Regions from separate parts of the Homo sapiens genome. Here region 1 is linked to region 2. Evidence: chromatin loops called from intact Hi-C (ENCODE). Cell type or tissue: PC-9. All regions are shown on one strand.

Evidence for each region. Peaks named below come from ENCODE experiments on the same cell type or tissue, not always from the same donor. Only the 100,000 strongest peaks of a DNase experiment are listed, where the experiment ranks them.
Region 1: it touches region 2 in a loop (15-fold over the local background); 32 of 110 quality-filtered maps call a loop at or near these places.

The regions. Positions count from the first base shown.
Region 1 is chrX:151,147,797-151,155,796 of GRCh38, forward strand. No RefSeq gene overlaps it. Among named protein-coding and RNA genes, the nearest start is that of MIR4330, 16 kb to the right of the region's middle. In PC-9, CTCF peaks have their summits at 4,066 (motif pointing right), 4,270 and 5,544; DNase peaks (open chromatin) are centred at 4,055 and 5,475; H3K27me3 peaks cover 4,015 bases.
Region 2 is chrX:152,632,527-152,640,526 of GRCh38, forward strand. GABRQ (gamma-aminobutyric acid type A receptor subunit theta) reads left to right here and starts at 5,369. Exons shown (of 9, transcript NM_018558.4): 1 at 5,369-5,825; 2 at 7,852-7,940. The coding sequence starts at 5,677. It overlaps MAGEA3-DT (MAGEA3 divergent transcript), which reads right to left. Exons shown (of 5, transcript XR_938525.3): 3 at 7,078-7,268; 4 at 3,356-3,461. In PC-9, CTCF peaks have their summits at 142 (motif pointing left), 345, 3,597 (motif pointing left) and 3,797; DNase peaks (open chromatin) are centred at 155 and 3,565.

The DNA of each region.
Region 1 (8,000 bases), 1.5 Mb before region 2:
GGCTGACTAGGATTCCATTCATTTTTCTCTATTCTTCCGTTGGTGACATTGGGTTGTTTCTAGTTTTTGGCTCTTATGGCTAAACTGCTATGAACATTGATGCAGGGGTCTTTGTGTGGACATATGTTTCCATGTCTGAAGTAAGTAGCTAAAAGTGGAAATGCTCAGTAGCATGGCAGGTGTATGTTTAGCTTTTGATGTGTTTGCATGGTTTTGTTTTCCCAACAGCAATGCATGAAAGTTGCAAGTTGCTCTAAATTCTTGCCAATACTTGATATTATCAACCTAAAAAAATTAGCTTTTTTAGTGGGTGGGTAATGGCATCTTGAGGCTTTAATTTTAATTTATTTTATGACTATGTTGGCCAGCTTTTCATGCGTGAATTGGACATTTGCATGTATATTTTGGTGAGTGACTGTTCAAATATTTTCCTCATTTAAAAAACGCTGTTGTTTATCTTATTTTTATTGAGTTACAAGGATTCTTTATATATTCTAGTTCTTTGTTAGATATGTGTATTACAAATGTTTAGCCCCATTCTGTGGCTTGCTTCCCCCTGCTCAATGGAATCTTTCAAAAAGCAGAAGTTTTAAAATATTAACAAAGTACAGTGCACTTTTATTTGGATGATTTGTGTTTTTTGTCTTGTATATAAAAATAATCTATGCCAACCCAATCATCACAATGATCTTCTATATTTTATTCTAGAAGTTTTATAGTTTTAGCTTTCACATTTATGTTGAAGATCCAAATTGAGTTAACTTTGCTGTACAAATAAAGTGTTTCTCTCCTCTGGATTTAAATAGATATATTTTTCTCTTTACCATTGGTTTTCATCAAATTGATTTCTTTTTTTTTTATAAGTTTATGCAGTAAATGTGAAACTTTGTTACATGTATATAATGTGTAGTGATCAAGTCAGGGTACTTAGGATGTAATTTAGGGTGCGACATTTTCATGAAGTATTGTCACTGTATTAGTCTGTCCTCATGCCGCTGTGAAGAAATACCCAACACTGGGTAATTTATAAAGGAAACAGGTTTAATTGACTCACAGTTCAGCATGGCCGGGGAGGCCTCCGGAAAGTTACAATCATGACAGAAGGCAAAGGAAAAGCAGGCGCCTTCTTCACAGGGCAGCAGGATGGAGTGAGTGCAAGCAGGGGTAAGGCCAGACTCTTATAAAACCATCAGATCTCGTGAGACTCACTCACTATCACGAGAACAGCATGGGGGAAACCTCCTCCATGATCTGATTACCTCCACCTGGTCCCTCCTTGACATGTGTGGATTAAAATTCAAGATGAGATTTTGGGTGGGGACACAGCCACCTACTTTTCTTCAGCCTCCCTTCTCCCCCGACTCACCCTTACCAGTCTCTGTTATCCCTCTTTCCACTCTCCACCTCCATATGATCAAAGTTAGCTCCCAGATGTGATATTTGTCTTATTGTCCCTGGGTTATTTCACTTAAGATAATGACCTCCAGTTCCATCCATGATGCTACAAATGAGAAGATTTCATTCTTTTTATAGCCAAATAGTATTCTATTGTGTATATGTACCACATTTTCTTTATCCATTTATTCATTAGTGGACATTTAGGTTGATTCCATGTCTTTGCTCTTGTGAATAGTGCTGCAATCCCTTTGATATATTAATTTCTTTTCCTTTGGGTAAATACCCAGTAGTGGGATTGCTGGATCAAAATAGTAATTCTATTTTTCATTTTTCGAGAAGCCTTCATAATGTTTTCCATAGTGGCTGTTTTAGTTTACATTCCCAGCAACAATGTATACAAGTTCCCCTTTTTCCACATTCTCTCCGATGTCTGTTATTTTTTGTCTTTTTAATAGTAGCTATTAAGAATGGGGTAAGATGACATCTCATGACGGTTTTGATTCGCATTTCTTCTGATGATTAGTGATGTTGAGCATTTTTCATATATCTGTTGTCCATTTGTATATCTTCTTCTGAGAAATATCTATTCATGTCCTTTGACCACTTTTTAATGGATTACTTGTTTGTTTGTTTGTTTGTTTCCTGTTGATTTGAGTTCCTTGTACTTTCTGGACATTATTATTCCCATATCAGGTGCATATTTTGAAAATATTTTATCCCATTCAACAGGTTGTCTCTACTTTCATTTGCTGTTCAGAACTTTTTTAGTTTAAGCCCCATTTGTTTATTTTTGTTTTTGTTACCTGTGTTTTTGAGGTCTTACCCCAAAATCTTTGCCCAGACCAATGTCCTGAAGTATTTCTCCAATGTTTTCTTCTGGTAGTTTCATAGTTTCAGGCTTTACATTTAAGTATTTAATCTATTTTGATTTTTTTATGTGGTGAGATATAGGGGTCTAGTTTCATTTTTCTGCATACAGATAGCCAGTTTTCTCAGCACCATTCATTGAAGAGACATCATTTTCCTATTGAATGTTCTTGGCATCTTTGTTGAAAATCAGTTGGATGTAAGTACATGAATTTATTTCTGGGTTCTGTTCTATTGGTCTATGTGTCTGTTTTTATGCCAGTACTATGCAGTTTTTGTTACTATAGCTTTGTAGTGTATTTTGAAGTCATAGTGTGATGTCTCCAGCTTTATTCCTTTTCAACAATTTAATTTTTATGTGCCTTGTGGTTTTCTACATGTTTAGTCTTCTTGGAGTTTGTTGAGCTTTTGATCTGTGGGTTTATAGCTTACAGTAAATTTTGAAAAATTTTGGCCATTATTTCTTTGAATATTTTTTCTGCACCCCCTTCTGAGTCCCCTAGATCACTGAGATTCTGTTTATTATTTTCAATCTTCATTTCATATAGATTTAATTGTTATGTTTTGAAGTTTACTAACCTTTTCTTCTGTAAAGTCTAATTAGTGTTACTCCTATCCAGTGCAATTTTCATTTCAGGTACTATATTTTTCTGCACTGGAAGTTCCATTTGGCTCACATTTTATTGCTTCTTAGTGTATCTGACAATTTTTTGATTGGATTCTGGACACTGTCAATGTTACATCATTGAGTGGATTTTATCTTCTTCAAAGACTGTGGGACTTTGTTTTGACAGAGAAGCAAGTTGTCTGTCACTCTGTTTTGTCTCTTTAAGTTTTGTTTTTAAGCTTTGCTGGAGGAGGTCCAGAGTAGCCTTTTCTCTGGGGATACCTCAGATTTATTACTAATGTATGATCCCTCTGGGGTCTCCATTGAATGACATAGATAACTACTGAGGATTCTTTACTCCTCTGGGCCAGAGTTTGAATGTCTGCTAGTCTTGTGTGAGTTCTGAGCATAGTTCTTTTAAAACTTCCCAGTTGTTCTTTGCTCACTCTAGTACTCAGTAAAGACCTAAGGAGAGCCCATGTCAGATTTCTGGAGTTCTTTCTCCATGCAGTTGCCTCATCTCTGGTACTCTGTCCCGCACATTTTAGCTACTTCAGCCTCCTTGAACTTTAATCTCCAATTCTTCAACTCAGGGAAACTTCTTTGCTCTGCTTGAGTCACTCCTCCATGCTCCAAGGTTTGGGCTTACCTCATTTCTTTCTTTATCTGTGATGCCATGCGTGTTGCCTCTTGTCTAGTGCCTAAAATTAGTTCTTTCGTATGTTGTATCCAACTTCCAGTTGCTTATGGTGGAAGAGTAATTCCAGATTCTGTTACTTCTTCAAGGCCAGAGATTTACTTTTATGTTTTCCAAGCTTTTTGAAATAAGTATAAATCAATTTTCTAAAAAAATATTAAAAATTACATTGTAAAGAAAAATGACATGCACACGTGTGCAAGACACCTACACCATGAAGAATATTCCAGAGCATAGGTTTGGCCCATGGGTGCTGTCTGTGCTCCTTCAGGCTTCAGACTCAGACCTATGCTTATAATTCCTGGAAATCCACAAATTCACCTCATGACTAATTGCTTTTCATTACTTGAAAGTATCTATGTGTTGGAGGAAAAATTTGGCTACAATCAAGGAAAGGTAGCAAGTTGAGTCTCATCTGGTTACTGAGATTGTGTACTTCTTATTCTTTCCAAATTCTTCAGTGGTGCCAAGGTCTCTTACGGACACTAGAGGGCGCTCTTTCACTGAGAATGACATACTCTCCCTTACCGATTGCCTCAGTTTGCACCAGCTCTAAGATGGAATCTTGCTGGATCTTAGTTCTTTAGTTGCAGCCCGGGCTTGCCCTGCCACAGGGCCCCAGGTGGCCTGTTCCCCCATCTCTGCAGTACCAGACCTATCCATTTCAAAGGCCAAATTTCTTTCCGCTCCTATCCCCACTCTCAGAATGATTCAGCCTGGCTTCCCGGGATACCTCCTAGCACCAGGGCTAACCTATTTTATTTCCTCTTCGCCAGTGGTCGCTGAGGAAGGAGGTCTGGGTCACTGGGTATTCCTCTTCAGGCTGAAAGTTTCTCTAAGGTCCATTATACAGATTTAAAATCAGAGAAATGGATTCCCCAACAATTCCATGTGCTTCAAAGCTTCTCTGGGGGTGCACCCAGGAACTGTGAGAAGTGACCCACTGGATCATCCTGGGACAAGTCTCTACCTGTATCCGGATCTTGGCCTCTTCATTTGTATATTGAGGCAGGTAGGTATGACAATGTCTAGCAAGAGCACAGGGAGAGCAGGGGTAGTGATGGGGGCTGGAATTTTTTTTTTTTTTTTTTTTTTTTGAGACAGGGTCTCACTCTGTCACCTAGGCTGGAGTGCAGTGGTGCTGTCACTGTGTTCTCAACTTCCCAGGCTCAAGTGATCCTCCTACTTCAGCTTCCCAAGTAGCTGGGACTACAGGCGTGCGCCACCATGCCCAGCTATTTTTTTTTTTTTAATCTTTTGTAGAGACAGTGTCTTACTATGTTACCCAGGCTGGTCTCAAACTCCTGCACTCAAGTGATCCTCCCACATTGGCCTCCCCAAGTGTTAGGATTACAGGCATGAGCCACCTCACCTGGCCTTGGAATTTTTCGTATGCAAGGAGTTAGCCTAATTAGACCTCTCCTGTCTGGAAAGAGGATAAGGAGAAAAATTTGAATCCATAAATTCAGCATGAGCATGGAGACGGTAACCAGGGTCTTGGGCACCTAATTACTGGCATATATTAGTGACTCAAGAAACATTTATGGAAACATGAAAAAAAAATAAAGGAGTGGATAGATGTCAGAATAAGAAAACTAAGGGATATCCATTAAGGCTTGGAAGCAATGCTTTACATTAGAATAAAGGCCCTAAGGAGTGAAGTGATTTGCCCGGAATCACAGGGCTAGTTAAAGGCAGAGCCAGTACTTGAATTCCAGAGTTCTGATTTCTGGTCTAGAGTTCTCCCGACTCCAATATGCAGCAGAAAGCCCTTGAATATACGCTGGGAGGTTGGTAGAAGTTAGGCATCATTGGTCACCTCATGGTGAATCACTGCTAGTGCTGGCTGGAAACCAGTACTTTTCCGGGGCTCCAGCATCCCCAGCCATCCATCCTAACTGCCTGCGGCGGAATTCCTCTTTGCATTGCTTGCGCCGTTCTACACGCTGGGGGTGCTGTTGTTTAACTAGTGGACTCATTTGCTCAGTTATTTTCCATTTGCATCATTGGGGGTGCCCTGATGTAGATTGGGGGCTGTTCAAACGTTTTCAGGTGTGACTAAACTTGGCTGCTAACCCCTCCTGGGCTTCTGCCCAAAATAACAGGCCACTGGTCCCTCAGGTACCTTCTCAGATCACTTAAAGATGAACTTTTAAGCATTTGGGAATTGTGAACTCTGTTGAGAATCAGAAAACTGCAGATGCACGAAATGTGGCATTCAGGGGGTCTGCTGCTGCTGAACAGATCGTGGCCATGGATTAAAAACCTCTGCTTTTCTCGGACACGTTTTTAATCCTGAGAAAATGTGAACATAGAAACCATGTTAGGAATAATTGGCACACAGAATGACTGCATTTGGAGGAGCAACAACATTTCTACTGGAGAACAGGGCGGGACTACAATGGGTGGGGGGTGGGAGGATAGAGGATTTCAAATGCTTCAAAGGAAGTCTTTTCCCAGTGGTCCGTTCCATCTTTTGCGGAGAGTGCCAGAGGCACACATCTCAGAGAGTCGTGACTGTGTCATTATGTTCTCGTCAGCACAGATGATTCAGTCAATGTATAAGCAAGCACAGTTGCATTTTATACGACTTTCAAATCAGTTCATTTCCAAGTCAGAAAAATCTTCCAGCAAGTCTGATCACCACACACACAGGGCAGCAACCAGTTCTAGGGGCTTCACCTGTTAAGATGATTTGGCTTGTTTGCAAGTCATTTTCAGAGAACAAGAGAGACAATCTTCCCACTACTCTATAATTAGAGTGCTGGGGGCAGGCTGGGGGGAAGACAGCATGAACATGGAGCTCTCATTCTTATTCAGGAGCGTCTCTAATTCACACGGCCCTGGGGACTGCTTCAGATGTAATATTCTCTCCACAAAGGATGGAAATCTTTTCTCTTAAAACGTCTCATCGCTGCAACTTTGCTGTAAGGCTTCATCGGATAAGTGTATAAAAAATCCAAAACTCACCTGTTTTCTTATTTCATCCAACTCTTTTGTGTTTATATAATTAAGCACACCCTGCTTGATTGGTGTGTGTGTGGGATGTGTGTGTTTGTGTGTGTAAATCTTAAAGGACTCAGAAGTTGGAGTGTTCGTGCGCTTATCACAGCTCCACGGACTCTATGTAATCATTTAGCTTCTTGAGGCTTTTGCTGCCCTGTGATTTTCAGAAGTGCAGTGTCTTCATCACTCTTTGAACCCCCACAATGCCTGAGGCAGGGAGGCAAACTACTGGACTTTTGGTAAATGACAATTTCATTCTGCAACAATTGGGTGGGAATATTCCAGCTTCCAGAGGGTTCCCACTTTCCTGGTCTGTTAAATGGAACCAAGCCTACCTGCGTATCTTGTTGTGGGAGCTTCAGACTCTGCAGCAGTTAAAGCCTTCATTTTTGGTCTTTACTTAACCACCCATAAGCTTCTTGTTCTGTTCCCTGCTCTTCTCCCAGTCCTTGCCTTGCATCATTATTCTCTCTATACCTCAGACCTCTGCCCAACCTAAAGAGAAGCCTGTCTGGGGCCTTGCTTTGTTTTTCCCTGTGTTTCTAACCCCCAGAATAGGGCCCGGAGCACGCAAGAGACTTGGGGCTGAATGAACGTAATTGACTTGCTTGGATTCCCTGCACAGGTGACTGGGATCAGATCATTTTCCTTCTCAGAGACCTAGTTGTCTCACTTGTACAAGAAGGGACTAACCTGGATGACTTCTGAAATCTTTTATTTTTGAGAAGAGGATTTCATAATTCTATGAATATTTTGTATTTTTCTATATTTATTCACTTATCACTTTCTTCTTTCCATTCTTTCTAGCACAGAGGAAGGGGAACAGCGAGAAACAACCCCCAAACAAGTGAACCCAAACACTAGTTCCTCTCTACCTTCCTAAAAATCATATTTTCTCTGTTGTACAATGGTTGTTTTTTTCCTATCTTATCAAGAGTCATCCGTTCAGGTGATTTCAAGATGACTAATGGCCAAGTTGGTTGTTCATGCTGTACGCTCCTGCTGCTGGAACTGAGCACTTGAATGCTAATAATACTCTCCACGTCACCAATCTCATTTTTTTCTGACGTACTGACTGACCCCTGGCAAGCCACCCTGAGTCCATATGACTCCACTGCAAATTATCCAAGGGTTCAGACACTGGGGTTTGTCTGAAAATAGAGTGGGCTCCATTAGCTTAATACCAAGTATGACAGGTTCTGAATCAGCTTTTCTTGTCTAAAGGGAGTGCAGGTAATTTCCACCCCAACATATACTGAGCCAGGAAAGTCTACTAGCAGGGCCCTCTGAGCTTACATGTCTCCAGTACCAGATGTGGCCAAATGCTCTTATTTATTTACTTATTGTTTTTGAGATGGAGTCTTGCTCTGTCACCCAGGCTGGAGTGCAGTGGCGTGATTTCGGTTCACTGCAACCTCTGCCCCT
Region 2 (8,000 bases):
TCTCTGCTCCCTGTGCTTATCCCCCTCTGTTTCAGTGAGCTTCTGCATAAGGTGTTTTGCTGCTGTTGTTGGATTCGGAGAAACAATTATTTAATAGATAAATGGAAAGGTTTGTTCCACAATTAGACCAGGAGAGCTGAGGCCCTCTAGTGGCTCTATCTGGTAGTGACCGCAGCCTTTCCAGATGGAGAAAGGAGAAATCTGACTGGATAAGGGAGGTGAGGTCCCAAAGCTAGAAGTTGTGATGGAAAGGGAGTCCTTTTTGTCTGGATTCTCCCATTAACAAGTAGGCATTATTACCACCCCCATATTCCAGATGATAGAGCTGAGCTTCAGAGGCTGAGACACATGCCTAGGTATAATAGCTGGTGACAGAGCTCCAATCTAGATCTTCAAGTTCATAATCAAATGCCCCTTTAATACACTACGATACAACCTGTCCTTGGGAGAAAAACTCTAGAGTTAGTGGAGTATTCTCACCGCTCCTGCTCTTTCATAGTTAGGGAGGGAGATGCTTTTAGAAGATGCTATACCTAATACAGTGCCCGTTTCTGCAGGCTTGGGGGAGAGAGGGAGCTGTGACCTACATAAAATGTGAATTCCGAGAAAAAGTGAAGAGAAAATATGGAACCTCAGAATCAAAAATTCAGCACCCCCTCCCTTTGTGACAGTTAGTCAAAATTGTGGGTCACATACTGCATGCTATAAGTGAAGGTAGGTCTGTGTCTTCACTGTCAGACAGCATTCTGATTGATTTGAGGTTAGGCAATAGAGAAGGCTTTCCTGCCCTCCCACTCTCCTCTCTTGGAAAAAGGGATTTCTGTGGTAATGGTGGTGGTGGTGGTGGTGGTGGTGGTGGAAGAGTCCTTAAGGGTACATAAAAATGCTTGTCCCTCAAGTAGAATAAATGCATGAAGGATTTTGAGCCAAACACAGGAGCTCTGATACCACTTCCCACATGGAGCAGAATTTCCTCTATTCTACCCATGACAGGAGGCCATTCATTCAGTCTTTGTATAAACAGCTCTAGTAACAAATAAGGAGCCCACACTCTCAAAAGACAGCCTATTTTATTTGTAGCTCAGTGTATTATAATATAAACCCCTGCAGGAATGTTACTGTGCTCCAGCATGAGATAGCCCAAGGAGCAATTGCATATAGTGAAGCCCAAGTGTAGGAAGACACCCTGAGAACCACAGAACTGTTCATTTTGTATGTTTTTCCTTAGAAATAGTGAATGATGAGGGCAGGGTAAGCAGAAGGGAACTCTTCTACAAAGATTCACTTTTATTCTGGTTTCTCTTAGGAAGCCATATATAAGCACATTTCTCCAGCCTTAGACCTCAGCAGCAACTAGCATTTCACACCCATGGAAAATATTTGCCTCTTTGATGGCCCATGAGATGACGGACACACACCGATAGAACAATGGCCTTCCAAGCATGACAACTAGGGAGGGCTCATAGGTGTCAGGTTGTTCTAACAAGTGCCTTTTTCAGCATGGAAAAAAATGAGTAAAAGCATTCTAAAGTCCAGGGTCTAACTTCCATCCCCTAGTCTCAGTCTCTCCTGTTCTTGCTCTAGGTCAGGAACTCATTATTTTTAATTGGACCAGTAATATAGCCTTCTTTGCTTCTGGCTTTCTTTACTTTCACTACAACGTGTCTAGGAGTAGATTTCTTTTAATTTATCTTGCCTATGACTTATTGGGCTTTTTGAATCTGTGAATTCAAATTTACAGCCGTCATCTTCAACTGGGACTTCAATTAAATATATGGCAGACCTTCTCACTCTACTAATTGAGTCTCTCATCCTCCCTTTTTTATTTTTCCAAATAATTTGTTTCTCCAGACAGAACTCTGGGCAATTTCTTATAACCTATCTTCCAATTCAATAATTCTCTTTTTAGTTGTGTTTAGCCTTCTCTTAAACCCATCCATTAAATTCTCAAGTTTCATTGTTATAGTCTTTAGTATAACTACACTAGTTATAGTTTAGTTTTTCACCTTGATTTTTTTCAAAATAGCTCTATTAGTCTTTATGATTTTCTGTTCCTTACAGATATTTTCAAACTTATTTTTAATTTTTTGGAATAAAGTGAACCATAGTTATTGTAGTCTTTGTCACGTAACTCTGATACGTGAAGTCTTTGAGAGTTTGTTTTTGTTGTCTACTGGCTGTCATGGTCTATGTGTTTCCTTTTATGCCAAGTTATCTTTGACTATACGCTGACATATTTTTGAAAAATTATTGTACAAATGATTCTAGGCCCAATATGATAATACCTTCCAGCAGAGTCTTTTCATTTGCTGGGGTATTTTCAAATGCCTGAGGATACTACTTGTCCAAGGCCACTTTAATCCAAGATCAGGGCTTTAGGTTCCTTGGACTGCCCATATGATGAGTATCTAGGTTTACAAGACCACACAAGGGCTGGTTACTTATAGGTCACCATTAACCCAAAGGGGTAGCCACTCAGGGTCTCAGCTGAGAGTGACAAGAATGCTAATCAAATCCGCTACTTCCTTGGGCCTTGAGCTTTCACTTTTTTCCTTATGATGCCACCAAAACTGCAGCTCAATTTCATAACTCTCTTCCAGATTCAGTAGAAGCCATCAGGACAAAAGAGGATTCTAGTGCTGGGCTTTCCCCCCTGGGTTCTTGTCTTCTTCCGGATTTTAGCCTCAGTATCTCTCAGTTCTTTATGACAATTATTTCTTTCTACATTCAGCCAGTTTGTTTCATTGTCCTCACTGGAACAGCTAGTCCAAGTTACCTAGCTGGCCATTACCAGAAGGAGATGTGTGCTCTTCTTGCCCCCAGTCCCTCTCCCTCCCAGTTTTTCCTTCAGTGCGAAGGTGCCACTCTGATTGTATCATTCCCTTGCACAAATCCTTCAGAAGATTACTGTTGACTCTAAAATAAAATACAATTTTTTATTTTAGAAAATTAGGACCCAGATTCTTTCTCTTGCCTCATTCATTACACAAGAATTTATTGTACACTGAGTGTGTGTTGCTTACAAAGTCAGGTTCTGCCTAATCTCTCACCTCTTACCTATCTCACCTGTTGTCTTACCTCCAAACTTACTCTACCCTTTAGCCAAACTGGAATATTCACTGTCGTGTGCAGAGCTGGGTCAGAACACAGATGGGCTAACTTCCAGATGAGTGTTCTTTGTCCTACACCATTATCCCATATTCAGGTTTAAGCTTATTCAATCTAGATCTTTATGGATATTATAATAAATTAACTAGGCAAACGCTCAATAAGTACAAATTATAATGGCATTTTTGTATTTCTTGTATTTTGGCTATCCTTTTCTTGTGAGTCAGAAATTTCAATGAAGCATTACCTCTAGGGAGACCCGAAGTAGGGGAGGGCCTTCTGGGATGTAAGTTCTGGAAGAGAATTCATCGTTGCCGTCAACTTTTTGTCAATCTTCATAGTCACAAGGGTACCTAAGAACAAAATTTCAGGCTTCAGGCTTGTTTCCCCTAACAAATGAGCGACCAGACCAATTGCCTGTGGAATTTGATTCCTCAGTGCTGGGAACATCCCACATTCAAACAAATCTGCTCCCACCTGCTGGTGGTTGCTAGAACTTCCAGTCAAAGCTGACTTAGACTGAAAACGCACTCTTCTCGAAGTAAGCAGACCTGGAAATGTGGTTTTTAGTTTTGGCCTCTGCTACTGTGTGACCTTGGGCCAATCCCTTTTTCTTCTCTGGGCTTCAGTTTCCCTACATTACAACCGAGGTGGCTGGACAAAATGCCCCGGAATGGCTCTAACATTTTTGGCAAACAAGGATTTTCTCTACAAGGACGTCTGTGTGACCAGAGGTGATGGGACAGGACTGGTAGCAGTAGAGGTGGGTTTAATCTGCTCTCATATGTGATCCTGACAAATGGGTCCCATCATCCTTTTTTCTTACTGCAATGGCCAGGGAAAGAGGGGAGATGGGAAAGAAAGGTGTGAGGGTGTTCTGCTCATTAAAAGAAGGCAGGAAACTATGAGAGACATTTTTCATAAAAGTATGGTTCTAAAATGATTTTAAAGGGGGAGTGGTAAAAGAGTTAAACCCTCAGCTGTGCAAAACTGCTTGGCCTACCAGGTAAGTCATGCTTTGCTGGGCACCAGCAATCTCAACTCATTTCATCAAATACTGAGGGGAAAAAAAGGGGGAGATGTTGTGTTTCTCAGTGAATGTTCTAGGTAACCAAAAGTAAACCTGAAATCCGTTTTGATTTCAACTCTTCTCAATGGTGTGATGTGGGAGGTGGCATGCCGGTGAACATGGCAGCTCTGTTTGTTGATTACCCATTTGCCCTATGGGCTCTGGTGAGGCCACTTTCTAAGCTTTCTGAACTTGCTTTGTCATGGGATAGGAAGGACATAGGAAATTGGGTGGAGGCATTTCTTATCCTCCACGATTTTTCTGTCCCATAGGGGCAGAGTCTGAGGTAGTGGAAAGAATAAGAGCCCTCTAGTCAAGATGTCAGGCTTTTCCATATGATGGGGTCAGAACCCAGGAACATTGGCATACCCTGGTCTCCAGTGCCTAACTCCCTTGAACACCCCAAACACTGACCTTGGCCTTTTTTTCCCCTTCTATGGTGTCAGCCATGAACCTTCATTCTGCATCCCCTGGCTGATGAGACACAACCACATCTCAGAGAGACCCCAGTTGGTGAGCCCTTCCAGTTCCTTGAGTCTTTTTCCTGAGTACCCAAAGTTGGGGTGAAGAGCACTCTAGGAAATTTAAGTCTTAAGCAACTCTTGGGCTCCTGTAGCCCAATGTCCATCCTGAGGGAGGAGCAGTCCTGCTGTGGCCAGAGCCCTGTAACAAAACCCATTAGGATCCTCCTTGACCTTATCCAGAGACAAGGCACGCGGGGTTACTGGAGGCTCAAGGGTACGGAGTCACCAGCCGTTGGGTACCTCCTGACGCCCAAAATTGTCCAAGTCTTTCAGAATGCAGATTCAGCCATGGCGGTCAAATTACCACACTCCCTTCACCATCAAATACAACTCTCGGGCACAGGCCCTTTCTTCCAAGAAAAACACACATTTCGCATTTTGCAGAGAAGAGACAGGACCCAGTGCCCCTTGAGGCGGATTCCTGGCCCAGCCCCCAAGGAGCCAGCCCTCCTCCCCCTCCCCCAGCCCGGCCCCGCCCTGCCTGTGTCTGGAGATGGCCGGGGGATGACTGCAGAAGCCTGAAGGGGCGGGGGCCGGGCGGCGCGCAGGCTACGGGCGGAGGCAGGAGCGCGCGCCTTTTTGTGCGGCTCCTGGCAGCTGTCCGATTGGCTGGGCCTGCGATGCCGTCGGAGTGGGCGGAGCCAGCAGCGAGCTGGGATCTGTGCCCAGTCGCAGCCAGGAGCGGCCGCAGACGGAGCGCACCTCGCAGCTGCCGGGCGGGCCCTGGGGGGAGCTGCGTCCAGCAGAGCTGCTGGGTGGTTGCTCCTCCCGGGCTCTCATCTCCGGTATCCGGGCCGACCCCCGCACCCCCTACTTCCCTTGCCCTCGCTGCTCTCTCCTTAGAGGCGACTCTTTGGGGAAGGGCCAGCAATCCCGCCTTCCCCGGCCCCAGTAGTCACCCACTCTCCCACCCCACCTCTGTTCCTTTTCGCGGCCCCGTCTCCCGCGCCCTCAGGCGCCCAGAACGCCCCGGCCATGGGCATCCGAGGCATGCTGCGAGCCGCAGTGATCCTGCTGCTCATCAGGACCTGGCTCGCGGAGGGCAACTACCCCAGTCCCATCCCGAAATTCCACTTCGAGTTCTCCTCTGCTGTGCCCGAAGTCGTCCTGAACCTCTTCAACTGGTAAGCGGGCACCGCCAGGCTAGGCACGGCGGGGACGGGAATGGAGACGGGCAGACGACCTCTGGCCTCTTGGACGGAGCGGGCTGGGGGCGACTCGGGCTGGGGGGTACTCGGACCCGGGCTCGCTGAGCCCTGGCGCCCGGGCCCTGCCTGTTGGCCCCTAGAAGGGGTAAGGTGGGAGTGGGGTGTTGAAATGGAGCCCTGTGCTTCCGCCCACCTGTTACTGCGGAGCTTGACTGAGCCCTGCGTGTGCCTAAACCGCAGCCCGAGGGGTGGGGGCGGGGGTCGCCCTCGTCCCAGGATCTGTCCATCCATCCCCAAGGATTTAAGGTTCCCGGCAGCTTTCCCCAGCTTTGGCACCTGTGGGATTGGGGAGGAGGGTACAGGATGACGGGCAATTCACAAAACATAGACAGGAGAGACACCTGTTTGAGTCTACATTTTAGTCCATTTCCTGAGGCGCGCGCGCGTGCATGCATGTGTTGAGGGGATGAGGGACTCTTTCCAATGCGGCAGATAGAAATGATTAACTCAAACCCATCGGAGCCCAGACAGTGCGATCGTGTCTGAATAAACACGAACCGTGTGGTCTGGGATGGGTGTGCTTTTGTACTTAGTCGTGTGAAAATATTTGAAGACTCCGGTTTTTTTCTCTTTTTGATTTTAAGTTTGTTTGGGTGTGCGAGTATCTGAAGCCTTTACATGTAAATCACACAGAAATGTGTATTTGGGGTGGCCACAGATCCTGAGCGTTGGCACATGGGTAATGTGTGCTTGGAAACAGGTGGGAATGCATTGCTTTAATTTGGGAATAATTCATGTGCACATTTTGGGATGCTGCAAAATGAAATTTTTGATTAAAGATGATTAGGAATAATTTTTAACAATGTTTAAATGGCAAGCCAGAAATTAACATGTACTCATAAAGGGGGGGGGGGTGTTTGGCAAGGTTCCAGCAGACAGCCCTGCAGTGCCCTTAACCCAACATACCATACTGCGCCACTGAACATGCACACATGCGCGTGCGCACACACACACACACACACACACACAAACACACACATTTGCAGGGGCTGACGTTCCCTGGGCAATGCGTCAAAGATTTGAAGAGTCACAGTGATGCCGGGGCCTGTTCTGATTCGCAAGCCCTGTTGGGGAAGGAGCCCTGTTGAAGGTCTAGGTGAATTGGGTGAGCGTGTCAGAGATCTCTGGAAAAGCCAGCTCTCCACAGAGCTGGGCTGAGTCCACTTACCTATGCTCACCCAAGACACCTCCAGGGTGGAAGCACATGCTCAGCAAGAGATATACCTGCTCCCAGAATAGATGTCTTTCCGATGAGAGCTCTGAGCCCCAAGAATCTGAAATGGTTTGGTTGGATGAGGGTCGTAAATCTCAGCTACACCAGCAAGGCTCTCTCTGTGTGTCTTATGCCATATGCCAAGTCTGGAAAACAGAGTTGTGCAGAAACAAGGTTGACATAAAAGTGACTAAAAAATGCCCAGCCCTAGCCCAGGTAAGGGGAAATGAAACTTTGAGCTCATCTTACTAGGGCACTGAGAGCAAAAGATGACTTTTCCTGGGGCAATCAGGTGCCCCTGGCAGGAGGACCCCCACCAACCTAGAAAACAGCGTCGAGGCTGATTGCAAGATGGGGCTCTTGAAGGGGCTGAAGTAATGCATTTTTCTGAGGGCTTTCATCTGCCCACTCTTCTTCGTCTCCCCTTCTCCTACCGCCTCCTCTCGTCAACCCCTACAAGTCCTGCCTGGTAACAGGGATCCAGTCTCTGAGCCCCACCCTCTGGATTAAAGCTGGGAAGGTGGGGGGGGGAGGAAAGAGGAGTCTGCGTCACCGCTGCGCTTCTGGCTGACTCACCATGGGGAGGGAGGGGAGCAGGGAGAGAGAGTGTGTACACGTATGACTGGACATGTCTGCGTATGTGCTGGAGAAGAGAAGGCCCTAGCAAGGCAACCACTGGCAAGCGGGCCCCAAGTCAACCGGCATTTACTTATGACTTCTCTGTTTCAGCAAAAATTGTGCAAATGAAGCTGTGGTTCAAAAGATTTTGGACAGGGTGCTGTCAAGATACGATGTCCGCCTGAGACCGAATTTTGGAGGTAAGGCATATCCAGACACTAGAGAACTTGGGTTAGGTGTCCTAGAGCTGAGACACAGCA